Regions from separate parts of the Homo sapiens genome. Here region 1 is linked to region 2. Evidence: chromatin loops called from intact Hi-C (ENCODE). Cell type or tissue: ascending aorta. All regions are shown on one strand. Each heading gives the region's core, and the rest is flanking DNA. Links, peaks and the distances in the headings are about the cores only.

Region 1 (10,578 bases), core at 1,747-9,746, 370 kb after region 2:
TGCTACCACATCCAACTAATTTTTGTATTTTTTTTTTTGAGATGGAGTTTCGCTTTCGTTGCCCAGGCTGGAGTGTGGTGGCATGTTCTCAGCCCACTGCAACCTCCACCTCCCGGGTTCAAGCGATTCTCCTGCCTCACCCTCCAGAGTGGCTGGGACTACAGGCTCCCGCCAACACGCCTGGCTAATTTTTGTATTTTTAGTAGAGACGGGGTTTCACCACGTTGGCCAGGGTAGTCTCAAACTCCTGACCTCAGGTGATCCACCCAGCTCAACCTCGCAAAGTGCTGGGATTACAGGCGTGAGCCACCGCGCCCAGCCTAATTTTTGTATTTTTAGTAGAGACAGGGTTTCGCCATGTTGGCCAGGCTGGTCTCAAACTCCTAATCTTAAATGATTTGCCTGCCTTGGCCTCCCAAACTGCTGGTATTACAGGCGTGAGCCACTGTGCCTGGCCTTGCAATGGTTAATTTTATGTTATATGAATTTCACCTTGTTAAAAAAAAATGAAAGAAAGAAAGAGAAAGGAAGGGGTAGGGGAGGGGGAGGGGAAAGGGGGAAGGGGAAATTTAGGTTGAGTGTAGTGGATCACTTGAGGTCAGGAGTTTCAGACCAGCCTGACCAACATGGCAAAACCCCGTCTCTACTAAAAATACAAAAATTAGTGGGACGTGCTTGCTTGAACCCAGAAGGCGGAGGTTGCAGTGAGCCGAGAGCGTGCCACTGCACTCCAGCCTAGGCAACAAAGTGAGACTGTCTCAAAAACAAAAGAAAATGAAACAAAAAAACATTTAAAAAGTGCCCATGGGTGATGTTAGCGCAAAGCCACATTTCAGACCCACTGCACCAAAAGATGATGACCCGGAGATTGAAATCATCATCTTAGAGCTCTGGGAGGGGAGGAGGGGCTGCTTCCAGGGTCCTACAAAGACTGGGAGAGAAACCCAGGGCACACGAGGCTGTCTACTCACCATCTTGGGAGCTGCCTACTGGTCCTCAGCCTCGGGGCGGACGATCAGAAACTGGCCTTGTGAACACACTGCACTGTCCTGACCTCTTGTGGAGCCTGGCAGAGGGTCCACAGGCTTCCCTGCGAAGATGTCGTGGGCCGTGTGGTGGTGCCAGCTCAGACAAGACTCCCGCCAGGCATAGGAGGCATCCAAAAAGCGGCGTGTCTGTTTAGAAAGAGAGAGTCCCGTCCACTCTACAGCCAATATACGCATCACATCTGACACTTTCATCCCTCTGTGGCCCCCACCGGGTCCAGCACCCATCATCACTCACGTGGGCCAGCACGGTCTTCTCTCTCCCGACTCTGCCCTTGACACTTGCTCACCCCACAGCTGCCCAGGGGATCTTTTTGTTTTTTGAGATGGAGTCTCGCTCTGTCACCAGGCTGGAGTGCAGTGGCGCGATCTCTGCTCACTGCAACCTCCACCTCCTGGGTTCAAGTGATTCTCCTGCCTCAGTCTCCCGAGTAGCTGGGACTACAAGCGTGCGCCACCACACCCAGCTAATTTTGTATTTTTAATAGAGACAGGGTTTCACCATGTTGCCCAGGATGGTCTTGATCTCTTTACCTCATGATCCACCCGCCCCAACCTCCCAAAGTGCTGGCATTACAGGTGTGAGCCACCATGCCCAGCTGGGATCTTTTAATATGAACAAACGTGTCACTCTCCTGCTTAAACCCCTCCCATGATTCATATGGTTTTTAGAATCAAGTCAAACCCCTTCCCACGGCCTGTGGGGCCCCTGCCTGCCTCTCCAAGCCTAACTCTTACCCCTCTATCTCTCGTTCACTCTGTTCCAGCCACACTGGCTTCCTGGCTGTCTTCAAAGGCCAAGTGCAGCTGGCCTGCACCTGCTGTTCCTCAGGTTTGCAAGCTCTTTGTTACAGGCTTTTTTTTTTTTTTTTTTTTTTTGAGACGGAGTCTCACTCTATCACCCAGGCTGGAGTGGGGTGGCATGATCTTGGCTCACTATCTCTGCCTCCTGGGTTTAAGTGATGTCATGCCTCAGTCTCCTGAGTAGCTGGGATTACAGGTACCCGCCACCAAGCCTGGCTAATTTTTTTGTATTTTTAGTAGAGACAGGGTTTCACTGTGTTGACCAGGCCAGTCTGGAACTCCTGGCCTGAGGTGATCCACACACCTAGGGCCTCCCAAAGTGCTGGGATCACAGGCACAAGCCACTGCACCCAGCCCCCTGTCACAGGTCTTGACCTACATATCATATCCATCAAAGACCTCATCCGGCCAGGTGCGGTGGCTCACACCTGTAATCCCAGCAGTTTGGGAGGCTGAAGCAGGTGGATCCCCTGAGGTCAGGAGTTCAAGACCAGCCTGGCCAACATGGTGAAACCCCATCTCTACTAAAAATACAAAAATTAGCCGAGTGTGATGGTGCATGCCTGTAATCCCAGCTACTCGGGAAACTGAGGCAGGAGAATGGCTCAAACCGGGAGGCGGAGGTTGCAGTAAGCCAAGATGGCGCCACTGCACCCCAGCCTAGGCTACAAAGTGAGACTCCGTCTCAAACAAACAAACAAAAAAAACCAATGAACTCATCTAACCATCCAATCCATAGTCACTTGTTTCCTGGAATTCTGATCATATCACCCTGTGTCGGTTTATGTCTCCCCCGGCAGGTCACACTGTGCCATATCCCTAACACCTAGGACAGTGCCAGGCCCAGATAAATGTCAACTGGGTAAACAACTGAGATAACTGAATGAGGCTCCATAAGGGTCACAGTCAGTGCAGGTGACACAGGTGGGAAATGCAGGGGCTCCTCAAACTAGGGGTGGTGAGACCCCCTCTCATGTTTGGAAGGGAGGCTTTTAGGTCATATAGAAGGAAGTTCTTCACGCCTGTAATCCCAGCACTTTGGGAGGCCGAGGCGGGTGGATCATGAGGTCAGGAGATCGAGACCATCCTGGCAAACACAGTGAAACCCCGTCTCTACTAAAAAATACAAAAAATTAGCTGGGCGTGGTGGCGGGTGCCTGTAGTCCCAGCTACTCGGGAGGCTGAGGCAGGAGAATGGCGTGAACCCGGGAGGCGGAGCTTGCAGTGAGCAAAGATTGCGCCACCACACTCCAGCCTGGGCGATAGAGCGAGACTCCATCTCAAAAAAAAAAAAAAAAAAGAAAGAAGTTCTAGTTTACACTAAAGAGAGACTCTGTGAAGCAGTGAAGGGTATTCTAGAACAGAGATTGGCAAAGTTTCTCTGTCAAGGGCCAGAAAATAAGTATTTCTAGCTTTTTAGGCCAGATTATCTCTGCCCCAACAACTCAACTCTGCTTTCATAGCTAGAAATCAGTCCCAAACAATATATAAATGAACGGGCGTAGCTGCATGCCAATATAAATTTTATTGATGGACACAGAAATTTGAATTTCACATAATCGTCATGTCACAAAGTATTATTCTTTTGATTTTTCCCCAACTACTAGAAAATTTAAAACCATTCTTGGGGGCCGGACTCGGTGGCTCACGCCTGTAATCCCAGCACTTTGGGAGGCTGAGGCAGGTGGATCACTTGAGGTCAGGAGTTCAAGACCGGCCTGGCCAACATGGTGAAACCCTGTCTCTACTAAAAATACAAAAATTGGCCAGGCCTGGTGGCGTACGCCTGTAATCCCAGCTACTGGAGAGGCTGAGGCAGGAGAATCGCTTGAATCTGGGAGGCGGAGGTTGCAGTGAACCGAGATCACGCCACTGCACTCCATCCAAGGTGACAAGAGTGAGATTCTGTCTCCAACAAAAAGAAAGAAAGAAGCTGATGGAAGAGCTTCTGATGGAGTGGGAGTGGTGTAGTGAGGTGGTGAGGCAGTGGTGCAAAGTCCCGGATATAAACTGTTCTACCCTCACCTTAGTCTTGTATCCTCCAACTATAAAGTGTGTCCTTTAGATTGGATTATTCCAAGGTCCCTTCCAACCTAAAAATACTTTTGCCAACAAAATAGCTAAGTGCCCCTTGAGGCGTTAGGGGACACGGCTCCCTGGGCTTGAATCCCAGCTCCACTCCTCATCAGCTGGGTGACCTTGGTCAGTGACTGCGCTTCCCTGGGCTTGTATTTCGTCACCGGTAAAGGGCGAATGACGACGACAAGACTGACTTTCTGGGGATGCTGTGAATCAACTAACCCACGGGAAGAGCCTGCAAAGAGCAAATACTCCGTTTACAGGAGCTCGAGGGTGTGTGTGTGTCTTAAGATGGTTTTGTTACCCCAGTAAATGGCAGACGGGGCTATCGGGTGGGCGTGTAGATATCTCCGGTCCTTGGTGCAAAAGTAATTACCGACCCTGTTTGTCCTGGGCTTACGGCTTGGGCTCGGAGCTCCACCCTGCTGCTTCCTATCTGCTTGACTTGGGGCAAATTGTTTTCTCTCTCTAAGCCTCATTTTCCTTATGTGTAAAAATGGCTGGTTAAGGCATTCAGGGCAGCGCCTGACGCCGAGTTAAACGTTTGGCAGTTTAGTCATTTCTGCTGCTCACGGTTTTACAAGAATCATTTTTATAAAATCTGGTGAGATAGGGACTTATTGGTCCCATTTTCCCGATGCAAAAACCCAGGACCCTTCAGGCATAATATGGATCCGGGCTAGGATGGGACCGGGTCCCGGGCACTTGGGTCAGAGGTCTCAGCTGGGGCCTCAGGGACTTTGGTCCTGGCTGGGACCTGGGCCGGCTCCGGGCATCTAAATCGGGTCCTCAGCTCCGCGTCCCCCGACGCGGAAGGGCGCGCCGGGCAGCTCCGAGGCCAGGGTGAGGCGGCTGCCGGACCCCCGGCCCTCCCCGCTCCTCCGCCCGCCGGCACTTACCTGCCCTCCTCCCGACGTCACGCCCTGACCGTGCCCGGAAGTGCGCGCTGAGAGCGCGGTGAACCTGGGCGCCCTCTCCGCGCCCCCAGGACGCCGGCGTGAGGCGGGGCGAGGCAGCAGCTCCACGCTGATTGGCTGAAGGACGATACGCCAAGCGTTCTGCGACGCCGGAGTGGGCCAATCCAGGAATGCCCCGCCCAACCGCGCTTACGCCAAGAGGCTCCATCCTCTGTCCAGCCCACTACGTGAGGCCCAATCCGAGGCCCGCCTCCTGGCACCGCCCTCCCAGGCGTGCTGTCCTGCGCGCTGCAGCCGGTCAGCGAGGGTGTGGTGGCGGGCCCCTGTAGTCCCAGCTACTTGGGAGGCTGAGGCAAAAGAATTGCTTGAACCCGGGAGGCAGAGGTTGCAAAGAGCCGAGATCGCGCCACTGCACTCCAGCCTGGGCAACAACAGCAAGACTCCGTCTCAAGAAAAATTATTTGCACAGGCAAGGTCTTACTATGTTGCCCCGGCTAGTCTCGAACTCCAGGGCCCAAGCAATCCTCCTGCCTCCCAAAGTGCTGGGATTACAGGCGTGAACCACTGCTCTGTTTTTGCATTTTTAAATAGTTAGGTGGGGGAAAAACTATTTTACGACTTATGAAAATAAAACATTCAAATTTCAGCGTACGTAAATAAAATTTCATTGGAACACAGGGATATGCGCTTTTGTCTGCTGATTGCTTCAAAATAAGGGCACTTGGGGGAACAGCAAATGCAGGGAAGGAGAGGTTTTCTCTGAATTTCTCTTATCTGCCTAAAGACAGAAAGAGGAATGCTTTCCTACGATCTTATTAACTAGGGAAGAGTGAAACCATTCCCAATCATGTATCCTTCTGAGGGCTGCTCTGAGACAACTTTTATTACCTGCAAGACTTTTTTATTTGCTTAACAAGACAGACTTTCTCCATCATACAATTTCTCCCCTTACCCTCCCATAACTTGTGTTACCACCATCCTCCCAGAAGCCCCAAACCCCTATTCTTTTCTTTGATACTTTTTTTTTTTTGAGAGGGAGTCTTGCTCTGTGGTCCAGGCTGGAGTTCAATGGCGTGATCTCAGCTCACTGCGCTCTCCACCTCCCAGGTTCAAGTGATTCTCTTGCCTCAGCCTCCCGAGTAGCTGGGATTACAGGCACCTTCCACCACGCCCGGCTATTTTTTGTATTTTTAGTAGAGATGGGGTTTCACCATGTTGGCCAGACTGGTCTGGAAGTCCCAACCTCAGGTGATCTGCCTGCCTTGGCCTTCCAAAGTGCCTGGATTACAGGCATGAGCCACTGGGCCCAGCCTCTCTGATCCTTTTTGGAGTCTTGTATTTTGTGGGACTCCCCTGCATAGGTACATAATTAAATATGGCTTTTGCCCTGTCTGTTTACATGTCAATTTAATTCGTAGCCCAGCCAAAGAACCTATAAAGGTGAAGGGAAGCCATTTTTCACCTACCTACAAACAGCCGGGCCCATTCATTTATCTATTGTCTATGTCTGCAACAGGGTTGAATTCAGTGGTTGCCACAGAGGAAGAGAGAGCCCAAAGAATCTAAAATATTTACCATCTGGCCTTTTACAGAAGAAGTGGGTGGATACTTCTCTTAGAGCCTTCAGATTAGCCTGGCCCTGCCTTCTGCACAGGTGAATGGCTTTTGAATTTACTTTTTTTTTTTTGAGTCGGAGTCTCACTGTCACTCAGGCTGGAGTGCAGTGGTGTGGTCTCAGCTCACTACACCCTCTGCCTCCCAGGTTCAAGTGAGTCTCCTGCTTCAGCCTCCCAGGTAGCTGGGACTACAGGTGCCCGCCACCATGCCTGGCTAATATTTGTATTTTTAGTAGAGATGGGGTTTCACCATGTTGGCCAGGCTGGTCTCAAACTCCTGACCTCAGATGATCTGCCCGCCTTGGCCTCCCAAAGTGCTGGGATTACAGGCATGAGCCACTGTGCCCAGACTGAATTTACTTTTATGCCTTGTAGGGCCTAACAGAATCTATTTGTTCATTCAACAGCTGAGCTGTTCATTGGACACCTGCTATATGTCTGGTCCTGGGGATTCAGAGAGGAAAGAACACACTCTTTTCTCAGTGATGAAGCAGACACTTCAACTGGCAATTTATCAAAGACAGGGTGAGAAGTGATGACAATATTACTACTATTCCTCCTGATATATATATATATCTATATATATATATATAGATATCTATAGATCTATAGATATCTATATATCTATATCTATCTATCTATCTATCTATCTATCTATCTATCTATCTATCTATGGAGTTTTGCTCTTGTTGCTCAGGCTGGAGAGCAAAGGCACAATCTTGGCTCACCGCAACCTCCACCTTCCTTCCGGGATCAAGCGATTCTCCTGCCTCAGCCCTGGGATTACAGGCATGCGCCACCACACCCAGCTAGTATTTTTAGTAGAGACGGGGTTTCTCCACGTTGGCCAGGCTGGTGTTGAATTCCTGACCTCAGGTGATCTGCCCACCTCGGCCTCCCAAAGTGCTGGGATTACAGGCATGAGCCACTGCGCCCGGCCTCCCCATGCTTTATTATTCGGTGCCAGGTTCCATCTCTGTTCTAAAGCCGGGCTCTACTAACAAATGAATTCTTACATAGTCATGGTGCTGCATACTGAGTGCTCACTACCCACTAGGCACCACTGAGCAATGCTTGGTGCTCACTCACACATGCATAATCTCATAGAATGCCCCTAGAAGGTAGATACTTTTCATCATTTCTGTTTTACAGATGGTGAGACAGGCCCAGAGAGGTTAAGTCGCACAGTTAGTGAGGGGTGGAGGAGCTGACCTACAACTGCTCATGCTAAACCTTGTTCCCTTGTCCTCTGAGCTATACTGTTTTGGGTTGTATGCATTTGACTTAAAAGACCATGAGACCCCAGAAAAATCTTTTTTTTTTTTTTTGAGACGGAGTCTCGCTCTGTTGCCTGGGCTGGAGTGCAGTGGCATGATCTCGGCTCACTGCAGGCTCCGCCTCCCGGGTTCACGCCATTCTCCTGCCTCAGCCTCCCGAGTAACTGGGACTACAGGCGCCCGCCACAACACCCGGCTAATTTTTTGTATTTTTAGTAGAAACGGGGTTTCACCATGTTAGCCAAGATGGTCTCCATCTCCTGACCTCGTGATCCGCCCGTCTCGGCCTCCCAAAGTGCTGGGATTACAGGCGTGAGCCACTGCGCCCGGCCTAACCCCAGAGAAATTTTTAAAGAGGGTAGGGTGTTTGAGAATGGGCTGGAGTGAGGGTCAGTAAGACCCTGAGACAGAGCAGGGATCCCCTTTTTTACGAGACCCCAAGCATGGAAACAAAGGAAATTTCTGAGTTCCTTCAAGGGAAATTCCAGGCCCCTAGCTAGCCTTGAGAAGTAAATAAGTAACTTGTTAAACAAAAAAGACATAATGATCCAAAACAAAAGCTAAGGAAGTTAGAGTCCCAGAGATGTTTGGTTTCCCTATAGAAATTAAAGATAACATCTTAACATATGTCCCTGAATTGTCTTTCAGAGTCTTGGAAACCCCAGATAAGGGGGAAGTGAAGACTAAACTTTATGTCCCTTTTGTTCCAAGTTTCCTCCTGAGGGGCTTGGAGAAAGTTACTTCCCCTAACCAGTTGACATGTTTCTACTGACTCAAAATTTTTAAACAAAGCTTCTCTTCCTTAATCCATTGCAAATCAGAAGATGTTTAAATCTTTTTCTTTTCTTTTTTTTTTTGAGACTAAGTCTCTGTTGCCCAAGCTGGAGTCCTGTGGCGTGATCTCGGCTCACTGCAACCTTCACCTCTCGGGTTCAAGTGATTCTCCTGCCTCAGCTTCCCAAGTAGCTGGGATTACAGGCACCTGCCACCATGCCCAGCTAATTTTTGTATCTATAGTAGAGACGAGGTTTCACTATGCTGGCCAGGCTGGCTTGAACTCCTGACTTCGTGATCCACCCGCCTCGGCCTCCCAAAGTGTTGGGATTACAGGCGTGAGCCACTGCGCCCAGCCTATTTTTTTCTTTTTCTTTTTTTTCCTGAGACTGAGTCTTGCCCAGGCTGGAGTGCAGTGGCGTGGTCTCGGCTCACTGCAACCTCAACCTCCCAGGTTCAAGCGATTCTCCTGCCTCAGCCTCCCGAGTAGCGAGGATCACAGGCATGTGCCACCGCATCCGGCTAATTTTTGTATTTTTAGTAGAGACAGGGCTTCGTCATGTTGGCCAGGCTGGTCTCGAACTCCTGACCTCAGGTAATCCTCCCATCTTGGCCTCCCAAAGTGTTGGGATTACAGGCGTGAGCCACTGCGCCCAGGCTTTCTATTTTTTTCTTTTTCTTTTTTTTTTCCTGAGACTGAGTCTTGCTGTCGCCCAGGCTGGAGTACAGTGGCATGATCTCGGCTCACTGCAACCTCAACTTCCCAGGTTCAAGCGATTCTCCTGCCTCAGCCTCCCGAGTAGCAAGGATCACAGGCATGTGCCACCACATCCGGCTAATGTTTGTATTTTTAGTAGAGACAGGGCTTCGTCATGTTGGCGAGGCTGGTCTCGAACTCCTGACCTCAGGTAATCCTCCCATCTTGGCCTCCCAAAGTATTAGGATTACAGGCGTGAGCCACCGTGCCCTGCCTAGATGTTTAAATCTATCTACGACCTGTAAGCCCCCACTTTAAGATATCCTGCCTTTTTAAGTGGAAACCAATGTGTAATCTCCATGCATTGATTTATGATTTTGCTTGTAGCTTCTGGTTTACTGAAATTTACACCTGCCTTAAAAAACCCCCACCTGCAAGCCATTGGTGATTTCAGGTCTTAAGCATGAGCTGCCCTGATTCTCCTTGCATGGTGCCCTGCAATAAACACCTTTCTTTCTATCACTGCAAAGACCTTAGTGTGGGTATCTGGTTTTACTGTGCTGGGTAAGCAGACCTCAGTTGGTTTCTGTAAGAACTCCTGTAAGGAGGGACCTCTGACCTGGATGAGGCAGAATGAGTCAGGTGGGGGGTGTGCTGTAGGGAGGCATGCTCGCTGATCCCCAGGAATGAGAGGGAACTGCATTTCACCCCAATAATCTCACTCAGTCCATCTGGATTTTGCTTGAGCCCTTGTCTTGTACCTGAACCAAGAGTTAGTGACTGAAAAGGCACAGAATGTCATCTTGGGAGCAGGACTTCCTAGAGAGGGGAGAATGAGAAGCCTTGGCTTGTAGAGTCTCACTGTTACTACTTAATGCACAGGGCAAGTGATGGAGCCTGAACATCAGCCTGGGATACAAAGAGGCTGTTCTATAAAGATACCAAATGCAGGCCAGTTCTGGTGGGGCCAAAGGAATTGATACAGGGAAAGGAAGGCATAGGGCAAAGGGAAAACTTCCCTTTCACGTTCTGAAGTTTCACTGAAATGAGCTGACAATAGACAGATTAACAAAAGAAAGGGCACAGACATTTATGCGTAAGCATGGGAGCCATATAAAATGTGAGACTTGTAATGCCAGCTACTTGGGAGGCTGAGGCAGGAGAATCGCTTGAACCCGGGAGGCGGAGGTTGCAGTGAGCCGAGATTGCGCCACTGCACTCCAGCGCTGGCGACAGTGAGACTCCGTCTCAAAAAAAAAAAAAAAAAAAAAAAAAAAAGTGGGACTCAAAGAAGGACCAGATGGTTGTGAGTTAAATACTGTCTTCCTAGGGGAGAGAGAAATGGGGAATGTAGGCAGTTTTGAGGGG
Region 2 (10,578 bases), core at 1,584-9,583:
TAGGGAGGCTGAAGCAGAAGACTCACTTGAGGCCAGGTGCCATGGCTCACACCTGTAATCTCAACACTTTGGGAGGCTGGGGCAGGCAGATCACTTGGGGTCAGGAGTTAAAGACTAGCCTGGCCAACATGGTGAAACCCTGTCTCTACTAAAAAATACAAAAATTAGCTGGATGTGGTGGTGCACATTTGTTATCCTAGCTACTCGGGAGGCTGAGGCACGAGAATTATTTGAATCCAGGGGGCGGAAGTTACAGTGAGCTGAGATTGCGCCACTGCACTCGAGCCTGGGCAACAGAGTGAGACCCTGTCTCTAAAAAAAAAAAAAAAAAAAAATAGGCTCGCTTGAGCCCAGGAGTTCCAGGAGTTTACAGTGATCTGTGATTGCACCACTGCACTCCAGTCTGGATGACAGAGGGAAAAGCTATCTCTTTAAAAAAAGAAGGCCGGTGCAGTGGCTCACGCCTGTAATCCCAGCACTTTGGAAGGCCAAGGTGGGCGGATCACAAGGTCAGGAGATTGAGACCATCTTGGCTAACATGGTGAAGCCCCATCTCTACTAAAAAATACAAGAAATTAGCCAGGCCTGGTGGCGGGCACCTGTAGTCTCAGCTACTCAGGAGGCTGAGGCAGGAGAATGGCGTGAACCTGGGAGGCGGAGCTTGCAGTGAGCCGAGATCACGCCACTGCACTCCAGCCTGGGTGACAGTGAGACTCCATCTCAAAAAAAAAAAAAAAAAAAAAGAAGAAAGAAAAAACAAATGGAGATTCTGAGTTCTCCAGGTGATTTTTCAGGATCCTCTGCTCGGATACACTCCCTTACCTCCATCACTGCTGTTACCGCCCTAATCCAAGCTACCACATCCTATCTAACCCCTTCAGCCACCACTACTAAATCCACTGACAGGCCCTATCTACTCAACAGTCAGGACTGGCCTCCTGGGTGTGCAACCCAGGCAGCTGCACAGGACCCCACACTTGGTGCGATACTCTGCTGTCACCGTCTGAAACCTAATAGCTTTTCTGGAGGGGCGTGGTGTTTTCATTTTGCATTGGTTTTATTTTGCACCAATTACGTGGCTGGTCTTGTTTGCAGTAGTACACCCTGAATCTGTTCTTTACTGCCTGGTCTAAGCCAAGTCCACTGCCTCTCCAGGATGACTGGTGTAAGCCTTCTGCTCCACTACAGTCTCCTGTCACGGCTCCACACTTTGCCAGAGGCTTCTTTTCAGATCACAAGAGTGATGTGGCACTTAACCTCCTGCTTACTCTCTTGCCCTTTCCCAATCCCTTAGCTGGCCCCCGGGTGGCCTGATACCACCTGCCTCACCTGTTCAGCTTCATGCCACTGTCCCCCGGCTCACCACACTCCTCCAGAGTACCACGCACCTCTCCCTGCCACAGTCAACGTTTTGTAGTCATTTGTGGGATTGATTCTGTGTTTCCATCAGTTGACAACTCCTGGCTGGGCACAGTGACTCACACCTGTAATCCCAGCCCTTTGGGAGGCTGAGGTGAGAGGATCGCTTGAGCCCAGGAGTTTGAGACCAGCCTGGGCAACATGGAGAAACCCTGTCTCTACAAAAAATAATTGGCTAGACATGTTGGCACACACCGTTGTCCCAGCTATTTGGGAGGCTGAAGCAGGAGGATTGCTTGAGCCCAGGAGTTCAAGGATGCAGTGAGCCATGATGGCGCCATTGCACTCCAGCCTGGGTAACAGAGGGAGGCCAGACCCTGTGTAAAAAAAAAAAAAGTCCAGGCGCAATGGCTCACACCTGTAATCCCAACACTTTGGGAGGCCGAGGTGGGCAGATCACCTGAAGTCAGGAGTTTAAGACCAGCCTGGCCAACATGGTGAAATCCCGTCTGTACTAAAAATACAAAAAAAAGGCTGGGCGCAGTGGCTCACACCTGTAATCCCAACACTTTAGGAGTCCAAGACGGGTGGATCACCTGAGGTCAGGAGTTCGAGACCAGCCTGGCCAACATGGCGAAACCCCATCTCTACTAAAAATACAAAAATTAGCCGGGCATGGTGGTGGGCACCTGTAATCCCAGCTACTCGGGAGGCTGAGGCAGGAGAATCGCTTGAACCCGTGAGGCGGAGGTTGCAGTGAGCCGAGATCGCACCATTGCACTTCAGCCTGGGCAACAGAGCAAAACTCCATTAAAAAAAAATACCAAAAAAAAAAAAAAGTTAGCCGGGTGTGGTGGTGTGTGCCTGTAGTCCCAGCTGCCTGGGATGCTGAGGCAGAATTGTTTGAACCCGAGAGGCAGAAGTAAAAAAAAGAAAACTGAGGGCAGAGAGCATACTTTTTGCTCAGTAAATACATGATGCTTGGGAATCTTTGTACTAATGACATCGAGGCATGGCTGTGGCACTGCTAAGGCCTAGGATGTGTCTCCCCTAGGCCGACGCCCCCAACCCATCCCTCATCCCAGAGACTGATGCCGTGGGTGTGACTGTGGTCCTCATCACCTGCACCTACCATGGACAGGAGTTCATCCGAGTGGGCTACTACGTCAACAACGAGTACCTCAACCCTGAGCTGCGTGAGAACCCGCCCATGAAGCCAGATTTCTCCCAGGTGGGGCCTGTTTCCACTTCCTGCTTCCCACAAGGCCGTTCTTTATACTTGGGGGGAGTTCAGCCATTCAAATTGAGAGTCAAGGTCACTTCTTAAGGTTTTCAAGTAATATTCAGTTCTTACAGTACTGTGTTAGAAGAGGAGAAAAAGACCTTTGTCTCTCAAAGGCATGTCTTAGAGAATTAAGATTAGGCCAGCCTGGGCAACATAGTGAGACCCTGTCCCTAACCCCCGCAAAAAAAAAAAAAAAAAAAAATGAGCCAGACATGGGTGGTGTGCTCTACTCTGGAGGCTGAGGTGGGAGGATCGCTTGAGCCCAGGAGTTTGAGGCTGCAGTGAGCTCAGATCGTGCCACTGCATTCCAGCCTGACCAACAGAGTGAGACTGTCCCTTAAAAAAAAAAAGTCCTGGGCCAGGCACAGTGGCTCACGCGTTGTAATCCCAGCACTTTGGGAGGCCGAGGCTGTAGGATCACCTGAGGTCAGGAGTTTGAGACCAGCCTGGCCAACATGGTGAAAGCCCGTCTCTACTAAAAATACGAAAATGAGCCAGGTATGGTGCCTTGCACCTGTAGTCCCAGCTACACAGGAGGCTGAGGCAAGAGAATCGCTTGAACCCGGAAGGCAGAGGTTGCAGTGAGACGAGATCACAGCATTGCACTCCAGCCTGGGCAACAAAAGCAAAACTCCGTCTCAAAAAATAAATAAATAAATAAATAAATAAGGTCCTGGCCACAGGTGTTTTCTGGAGTTCCATATGTAGGTTGCTCTTGCTGGGCTTGAGATGGGTGATTGGGGGTGTCCTGGCTCTATGGGACCAAGGAGAGGGCGTACCTACAAGGGTTGACGTTCCTCTTCCTGCCCCAGCTCCAGCGGAACATCTTGGCCTCGAACCCCCGGGTGACCCGCTTCCATATCAACTGGGACAACAACATGGACAGGCTGGAGGCCATAGAGACCCAGGACCCCTCCCTGGGCTGCGGCCTCCCACTCAACTGCACTCCTATCAAGGGCTTGGGGCTCCCTGGCTGCATCCCTGGCCTCCTCCCTGAGAACTCCATGGACTGCATCTAACTGCAGGAACCCAGAGTGTCCCAGCACGCCGGGAGGGGCAACCAGGCCTCCCAGCGAGTCCTGCAGGGCCCATCTAGAGGACTTTGGGGGCCATCAGCTGCAATCCAGGTCTGTCAAACTCAGCCCCTAGGAAAGAACAGGCCTTGGGTCTCCCCTAGTCCTGGCCAGAAGGATGATCTCGCTTTTCCTCTACAGGCCTATAAGAAGCAGGTACTTCAGTTCTAAATTCTGACTTGTGTTCTTTTCGTCTTCATAAATTCTAACTAAGGCCACTGTGCCACTGTGCACCCTTGAGTACCATTGATCCAAAGCTTTCCCACAGACCTCCCTGGCCCACCTAGAGGCTTTCTTGGTCAGTGCCTGTCAAGGCTCCAGTCCTGCTGAGCCAAAGGCTTTGTCATTCCTTTCTCTTCCTGTACATCTGAGCAGACCCACTCCAGCTTTCTGGTGTCACAGGCGGGAATGTTAGTTAGTAGGTAGACTTAGATCCCATTTCTGTCCTGCTCCCAGGAAGATTCTTAGGTCCTCTTCAATCCAGCAGCCCCTCCCAGAGGTGTGATCAGCAGGATGCTGAGGAACCATGTTGCCTTTCCTGTCAATCACAGCCACCTTCCTGTTATCTCCTAAATGGATCTGGCTTTTCCTGGAGGCTGCCATGGTTGGAAGATGGTATCAGAGGGCCTGCCTGGGCAGTCTGTCTCCGGGCCAGGGTCAGGGACCCTCTGCCTCTGGCAGCCTTAACCTGTCCTCTGCTAGGACCAGGGTGATTTCAAGCCAGGGAAGCAACTGGGACCCTGAAAACTGTCCCTCCCCAGCCCGCTCCCCCTCTCTGTGCCCTGGTCCCCTTGCTGCCATGTGGATGCTGTTGTGATTGCTGTTTGTATATTATCAAAATGTTTTTATATTAAAAATGTTTGGTCTGAAAATTAAAAGCACTTCATTTAGAATGATTGTTTGTGCTTTTGTCTCTGGTGGACTGAAGCAACTTTGTCCACTCTCCCCCAGAAGTGGCCTCTTGCCCTGTCCAGTGGGTTGGCTGTCCCACGTCTTCTTTCCAGCTTCCTACTCCAGTCTTAATTGGTTCTACAGTTGTATTCCAGACTGAGGTTCCAGGAGGGGTTTTTCTTTGTCAAAACTTAAACCAGCTGTCCTGCAGATAGATTATAATGAGTGATTTTTCAGACTTTGCCCTTGACCCACAGGAAATTAACATCGTGATCCCAACACACAAACAGCAATGCTTTTATTAAATTTTACTAAACCTTACCATGTATCTATCCATCCAGAGGCGGAGTGGTCAGCCATTTCCCCATAGTTCACAGAAAGGCTCTGACTCTCCCTCCCTGGAACTGTGGTTGATCTGGGAACATGGGGGCAGACAGCAGCTGGAGAAGGTGGAGGCTATTCAAGTCGAAGCAGCAGATCGGCTTGTAGTTAAGCCCAGCTAGCCCTTCCGAGTCGGGGTGACCTGGCTTCTCCCCTCCCCTGACCCTCTCTTAAGTGCTTCTCAATCAGGAGCAGTTCGGCCCCGCAAGAGCACATTCACCAATGTCAGGAGACAGCGGTTGCCACAGCCAGCAGGAAGATAGAGGAGGGGCTACTGGCATCCAGTGGGTAGAGGCGGGGGATGTTGCTCAACACCCAGTGGTGCACAAGACACCCCCCAGCAGAAAATGATCCAGCCTCACCGTCAGTAGTGTCGCAGTTGGGAAACCCCGACTGTCCTCTGCTAAGTGTGTACTGAAAGAGGATCCTGAAGGAAGGGGCAGGTTCCCTTCGCATTGCCCAGACAGGAAATACAGACGGGGAACAGGAGCAGGGAATCTGCCTGGCTGTACCCCAGATTCCTCATCTGTGCAATGGGAGTGATGATGGTAGCACCTACGCGATGGGAGTGTGGTGCGAAGGAGCGTTAAGTGGGTGCCAGCTCTTACTACTGGCAGGAGCCCAGGGCTAGGGCCCAGCAAAGGGGTGGACACTGAGCGCCCCTTCCCAGCCACCCCTTGCGCCGGGCCCGGCATCCTCCTGAGTGCGGCTGGGAAAACCCAGGAGGCCCCGCGGCCTGGCCCCCAAGCAGGCCTGGCCTCGGCCGCCCAGCGCCAGGCCTTATGAATGACGCCGGCGGCGGCCGGGCGACCTCTGACCCGCGCGCCGGCCGCGCCCCTCCCCCGCTGGCAGGTGGACAGCGGCTGCGCCGGGCAGGCCGCGGCGCCAACTCCGGCTGGCCGACAGCCGCTGCCGCACTGAGCGGGGGCGGGGGACTGCGGCGCGCGCGGGGCCGGCCGGGCGCCCGCCGGGGCCGCCTCCTGAGCCTCGGAGCGCTGCGCGGCCGCCAGCCAGCCTCCGCCGCCCCGCCCCGCCGGCCCGGGCCCGCAGACTGCGTCTCCGCCCCGCCCTCTCACCCCCGGATTGACACTGAGCGTTCTGCTGGGGGGCTTGGCGGACCCGGCACCTCCGCCAATCGGCGGCCTCGCAGGGCGGACCCCGGGCCCAGTCCAGCGTCTCGGCCAATCGGACGCGTCTGCCCGCCCAGCTGCGGCCTCGCGAGCGAGTGAATGGCCGAGAGTCCGCGGTGCGTGTCCCGAGGCTGAGAGCCTATAGTGGCGCGGGAAGGTCGCGGGAGGGCCAATGGGAGGCGGCGCTGAGCCGTCAGTCAGGGCGGCCTAGGCCAATGAGCGGCGGGCTGCGGGGGCGTCACAGACAGCGGCAGAGATCTTGGGCTGAGGTTCCCGGGCGGGCGGGCGCGGAGAGACGCGGGAAGCAGGGGCTGGGCGGGGGTCGCGGCGCCGCAGCTAGCGCAGCCAGCCCGAGGGCCGCCGCCGCCGCCGCCCAGCGCGCTCCGGGGCCGCCGGCCGCAGCCAGCACCCGCCGCGCCGCAGCTCCGGGACCGGCCCCGGCCGCCGCCGCCGCGATGGGCAACGCCGCCGCCGCCAAGAAGGGCAGCGAGCAGGAGAGCGGTGAGTGCCCGGGCTGTGACCCCGATCTTGGCCCTGCGCTGCCAGCCCTGGCCTTGTCCATCATCGCCTGGCCCCTCCCCCTACGGGGCCCCTCATCCTCTCTGCCTACCCCCCAGCGCCCCTTGCCCCGGCCTGTCCAAGGCTGGGGCCCGCGGGCCCGCAGAGTACCCCCTGTAGGGGTCCCCTTCCCCTAGGGCCGCCCCATGCTGCAAAGACCGTGCTCCCCCCCAGCTGTCACTGCCAACCATGGCACGTATGACCGCTGGGGCCCCACATGGGCCCCTGTCACCAGCCTACCCCCTCCTTTCCTGGCCCCTCTTCCCAGATTCTAATCCCCCCACTTCCTCACTCACCTCTCTCACCTATGGGATCCTCTGCCTGACCCCGACCCAGGTTTCTACCAGTTTGGGAATGCGATGAGGTCTGTCTGCCTCCACCGCGCAGGGACCTTGGCCACTTGCTGACCACACCCCTCCCCCCTCCAGCCCCCGCCATCTTTCTCCTGCCCTTTCCCTCTTCACCTTAGCACAGCCCCCCCTTCCAAACCCATCCTGCCCCCTGAACATTTCCCAGAGCCACCTCCAGCATTATTTTTTTCTTCTGTGTCACTTGGCATGGGGGACAGGATCTTTCTGGGTCCCTCTGCCTCTCTCATCCTGTCACTCTGTCATTCTGCTGCTCTGCTTGTGCTCCGTCCTCCAAGCAAGCGTCTGTCCCTGGCTGGGGTAGCAGACTGTTTATGAACGTAGAGAATTGCTTCAGTGCTTCCAAAGCCAAGTTTGAGCTGGTCTTGTTGGGATTCATTGCATCCTCTTTCCTGCGTTGGGGTAAGGGGGTGGTGGCAGAGCCCCCTCTCATTTCCTGTCTTGCAGTGAGCTCTAGGCTCCATGGAGGGCCCCTCAATAAATGGTCGTTTCACAACTGAGGCTCCGTCATTCACCCAGTCCCTGGGGCTTCTTCCACCACTCCTGGCTTGGGATGAAAAGTGTCTGGGTTTAGCGAGGTTCATTCGGTTCTAACTGAGATGGTCAGAAAGAGCACTGGGGAGGAGGAGGCAGTCAAAGAGAGTAATGGGTGACGTCTAGTGATTTGCTTTGACGTCTAGTGATTCTGATCATTCCCAGGGCTCAGCCAGAGAGAGACCTGTTTCACCCACTTGCCCACACATTAGGTTGGTCTTTTCCAGCCAGCCAGAGAAAGAGATTCTCTATCTGGAAATACCATCAGAAATGGTCTTGAACCCCATTCCCAATTTTTACAGCTCTTAAATTGTTGTCACTCCAGTCTGAAAGCTGGAAGGCAGCTGGGATCCCCTGTCCACTTACCCAGAAATAGTCGGAACTATTGGTCGAAAAGGAAGGCCAGTTTTTGGTCTCAAACCCCAGCATCTGAGTTTCCTGAATGCCCCCTCCCAGAAAGGTATGAAAGCCAGGGAACTTTATTCCCATACGGATTCAAATAGCAGAACTCAGAGTCACAGAGCGATCATGAAGAGGCCTGACATGTCACCAATGGGTGGGGGCTGGGGAGGGAAATGCCTGTAGCTGAGTGCCTGATGACAGAGGAGCAGGTGGGTAGTGTCCAAAAAAGGTCTGGGCATGAGCTTGGAGGGGACTTGGCCGGGGGGGGAGGAGTCAGGCCCCCAGCAGGTGAGGCCAGCTGGGAGGTGGAAGGTAGAGGCAGGCAGCTATATATTGCGGTAGCTCAGTTGAAAGTTGGGGAGATGACAGTCCTGGAAAACCTTCAAGGCTATCAGACACATGTGGTGGGGGGTGGAAAGCCACACAAGAAAAAGGATCCCAAGAAAAAGATCAGAGGCTCTGGAAGGAACCACTGATTCTCTCAGAGCACAGGTCAGACACCCAGGAATGAATGATCATGGTAAAATAGAGCTACTATTTATTGGGCATCTAGGCTGTGCCACAGGCTAAATGGCCAGGCGGATAGAGATACCTACTCTGGTGACTTTCATAACGGGCTGTTATCCAAATTTTCCAAAGGAGCCCTCTGGTAGAAATGACATCCATGACATAGATGATGTCACAGAGGCAGGATTCACATCCAGATCCATCTACCAGCAAACTTCTTGGACCCCAGAATTCCCCGACTTTGACATTTTTCAGCAGCCTCCCAGATTTTTACTCTATCATATTTTCTTAATTTAAAATAATAAAAGTTTTACTCACTTGTGTTCAGATGTAAACTTGGAGCTCATTCTAAACAATAATATAAATGAAATCATGGGATTGCCATGCCAGTTATATTTTCTCTGATACGCATTAAATACAGTGTAACTAGATAAATGAAACATCCCGAAAATCATGTCATGTTCTGCCAATGGGACTATGTCACACGTTGAGAAACGCCCGAAGCTGTACTTCCTCCCAGAGGCTCCCAGAGAAGGAAATAAGATGAGGAAGGAAGTCCCTCTTTGCTTTGAGGCGCTCTGATTCTGAGAGGATGGAGTTAGACAAAATTTGCCCTCTTAGAAGGGTGGGGCAGGGGCAGGGGCAGTAGCCAGGCCAGCCTGCAGGGGGCACCTGGATTTCATCTGCCAGACGCCGGCCCGACTGGGGTCAGGAAAATGCCCAGGCCTTGGGAGGCACCAGTTAAGCATCCTGCAGTCCCCTGTGGTACCATCTCTGTGCCAGGGCAGGACAGAGTCCGCCTCCTCCCAAGAGGCCAGGGATCCAGAATGAACCCTGGAGTGGAGTTGGGGGAATCTACACCCAAAGATGGCAAAGCCATTGGGAGAGCTGAGAGGGCCAAGAAAAAAGACTAAGGCCCAGGCTCTGGCCAAGTTGGAAGAATGGAGAGGGAGCAGCGGCCCCAGGGGGCAGGCGCCCAGGTCAGACAGCCAAGTGGGGCTCAGGTCGTGGCTGGCACTGGCTGAAGATACCCCTGGGAGCTGGCCCACAGGGGAAGGGGCAGAGCTAGTAAAAGGGAGCCCCCGATCCCCAGGACACAAGCAGATCCTGGCAAAGAGAGAAAAGCACCCCCCAAGAAGACCCTAGATGGGAAGAACTAGTGCCGTGTAACATCCTATGGATGCCTAAGACGGCCAAACACCTTCTGTGCCTTGGCAGTTGTATGGGTGCCCAAGAGGTCTTATCAAGGCAGCTCTCCCCTTAGCGCAACCGCGTCTACAGAAACTCGGAGGGCCCTATCTGTCCCTCCTCCACACCCAGTGGCCTCTGGGTTGGGTTTCTCTTCCTGCTCCCACCCCACGGCTCCCTAGCTCCCCCTGCAGGCAGGGTTCTGGGGACAGACAGCCGAACAGACACGGCAGGTCTCATGAGCCTTCCCAGCCACCGTAGTGCCGGTGCCCTGAGAACAGGACTGAGTGATGGCTTCCAACTCCAGCGATGGTGAGGCTGAGTCCTGTTACTATAGCAACTTCCTAGGCACACTCTGCCCCTTAAGTCAGGGAGGGGCTGCAGCGGGGTCTGGGGCACAGGCGAAGAGAAGAAGGATGTGAACCCCTGGCTGGCCCTGGAAACGCCTCCTGTACAGCCCCGGGCTGTGCGGCCTGGGGAAGAGAGAGGGGATCGGTGGCCCAGTTCAGACAAGGGAGGATGGTCCACCCGGCAGGGGGCCAGCTCAGAGAGGGGTGGTGGAGTGGTCCATCCCAGTGTTGGGGTTCAGCTCAGACTGTAGGATGAGCCATCCCAGTGTTGGGGTCCAGCTCAGAATGGGGGTCGTTCCAGCCAGTGTTGGGGTCCAGCTCAGAGTTGTGTCATTTAGGTAAGCCCAGAGCAGGGAATCCAGGCTCCACTGGAGGAATCAGCCAGCCTCGAGTAGGGGGCCCAGCCCAGGCTGGGCATTCCTGCCCCAGAATTCCCAGGACAGCCAGATTTCAAAAGGGCAGAAGGTCTGAGATTGTTGTCCGGAGGAAGGGGGTTCTGTGGCTGGGCTCCTTCCGAGAGAGACCCCAAGCCCCTTGCCCAAATTGATATTC

Evidence for each region. Peaks named below come from ENCODE experiments on the same cell type or tissue, not always from the same donor. Only the 100,000 strongest peaks of a DNase experiment are listed, where the experiment ranks them.
Region 1: it touches region 2 in a loop (15-fold over the local background); 2 of 110 quality-filtered maps call a loop at or near these places.

What each region holds. Positions count from the first base shown.
Region 1 is chr19:13,742,205-13,752,782 of GRCh38, reverse strand. YJU2B (YJU2 splicing factor homolog B) reads right to left here and starts at 4,888. Exons shown (of 10, transcript NM_030818.4): 1 at 4,829-4,888; 2 at 972-1,175. The coding sequence starts at 974. RefSeq lists a silencer at 4,598-4,907. In ascending aorta, for the core only: no CTCF peak of the experiment used is centred there; a DNase peak (open chromatin) is centred at 4,982; H3K4me3 peaks cover 2,334 bases; H3K27ac peaks cover 2,520 bases.
Region 2 is chr19:14,113,544-14,124,121 of GRCh38, reverse strand. It overlaps PRKACA (protein kinase cAMP-activated catalytic subunit alpha), which reads left to right and starts at 6,360. Exons shown (of 10, transcript NM_002730.4): 1 at 6,360-6,620. The coding sequence starts at 6,575. It overlaps ASF1B (anti-silencing function 1B histone chaperone), which reads left to right. Exons shown (of 4, transcript NM_018154.3): 3 at 2,414-2,590; 4 at 3,457-4,610. The coding sequence ends at 3,663. It overlaps LOC124904642 (a long non-coding RNA gene), which reads right to left and starts at 5,908. Exons shown (of 2, transcript XR_007067144.1): 1 at 4,931-5,908; 2 at 4,558-4,813. RefSeq lists silencers at 5,740-6,299, 6,710-6,779 and an enhancer at 10,504-10,578. In ascending aorta, for the core only: a CTCF peak has its summit at 9,142 (motif pointing right); DNase peaks (open chromatin) are centred at 5,311, 6,201 and 9,133; H3K4me3 peaks cover 4,136 bases; H3K27ac peaks cover 5,828 bases.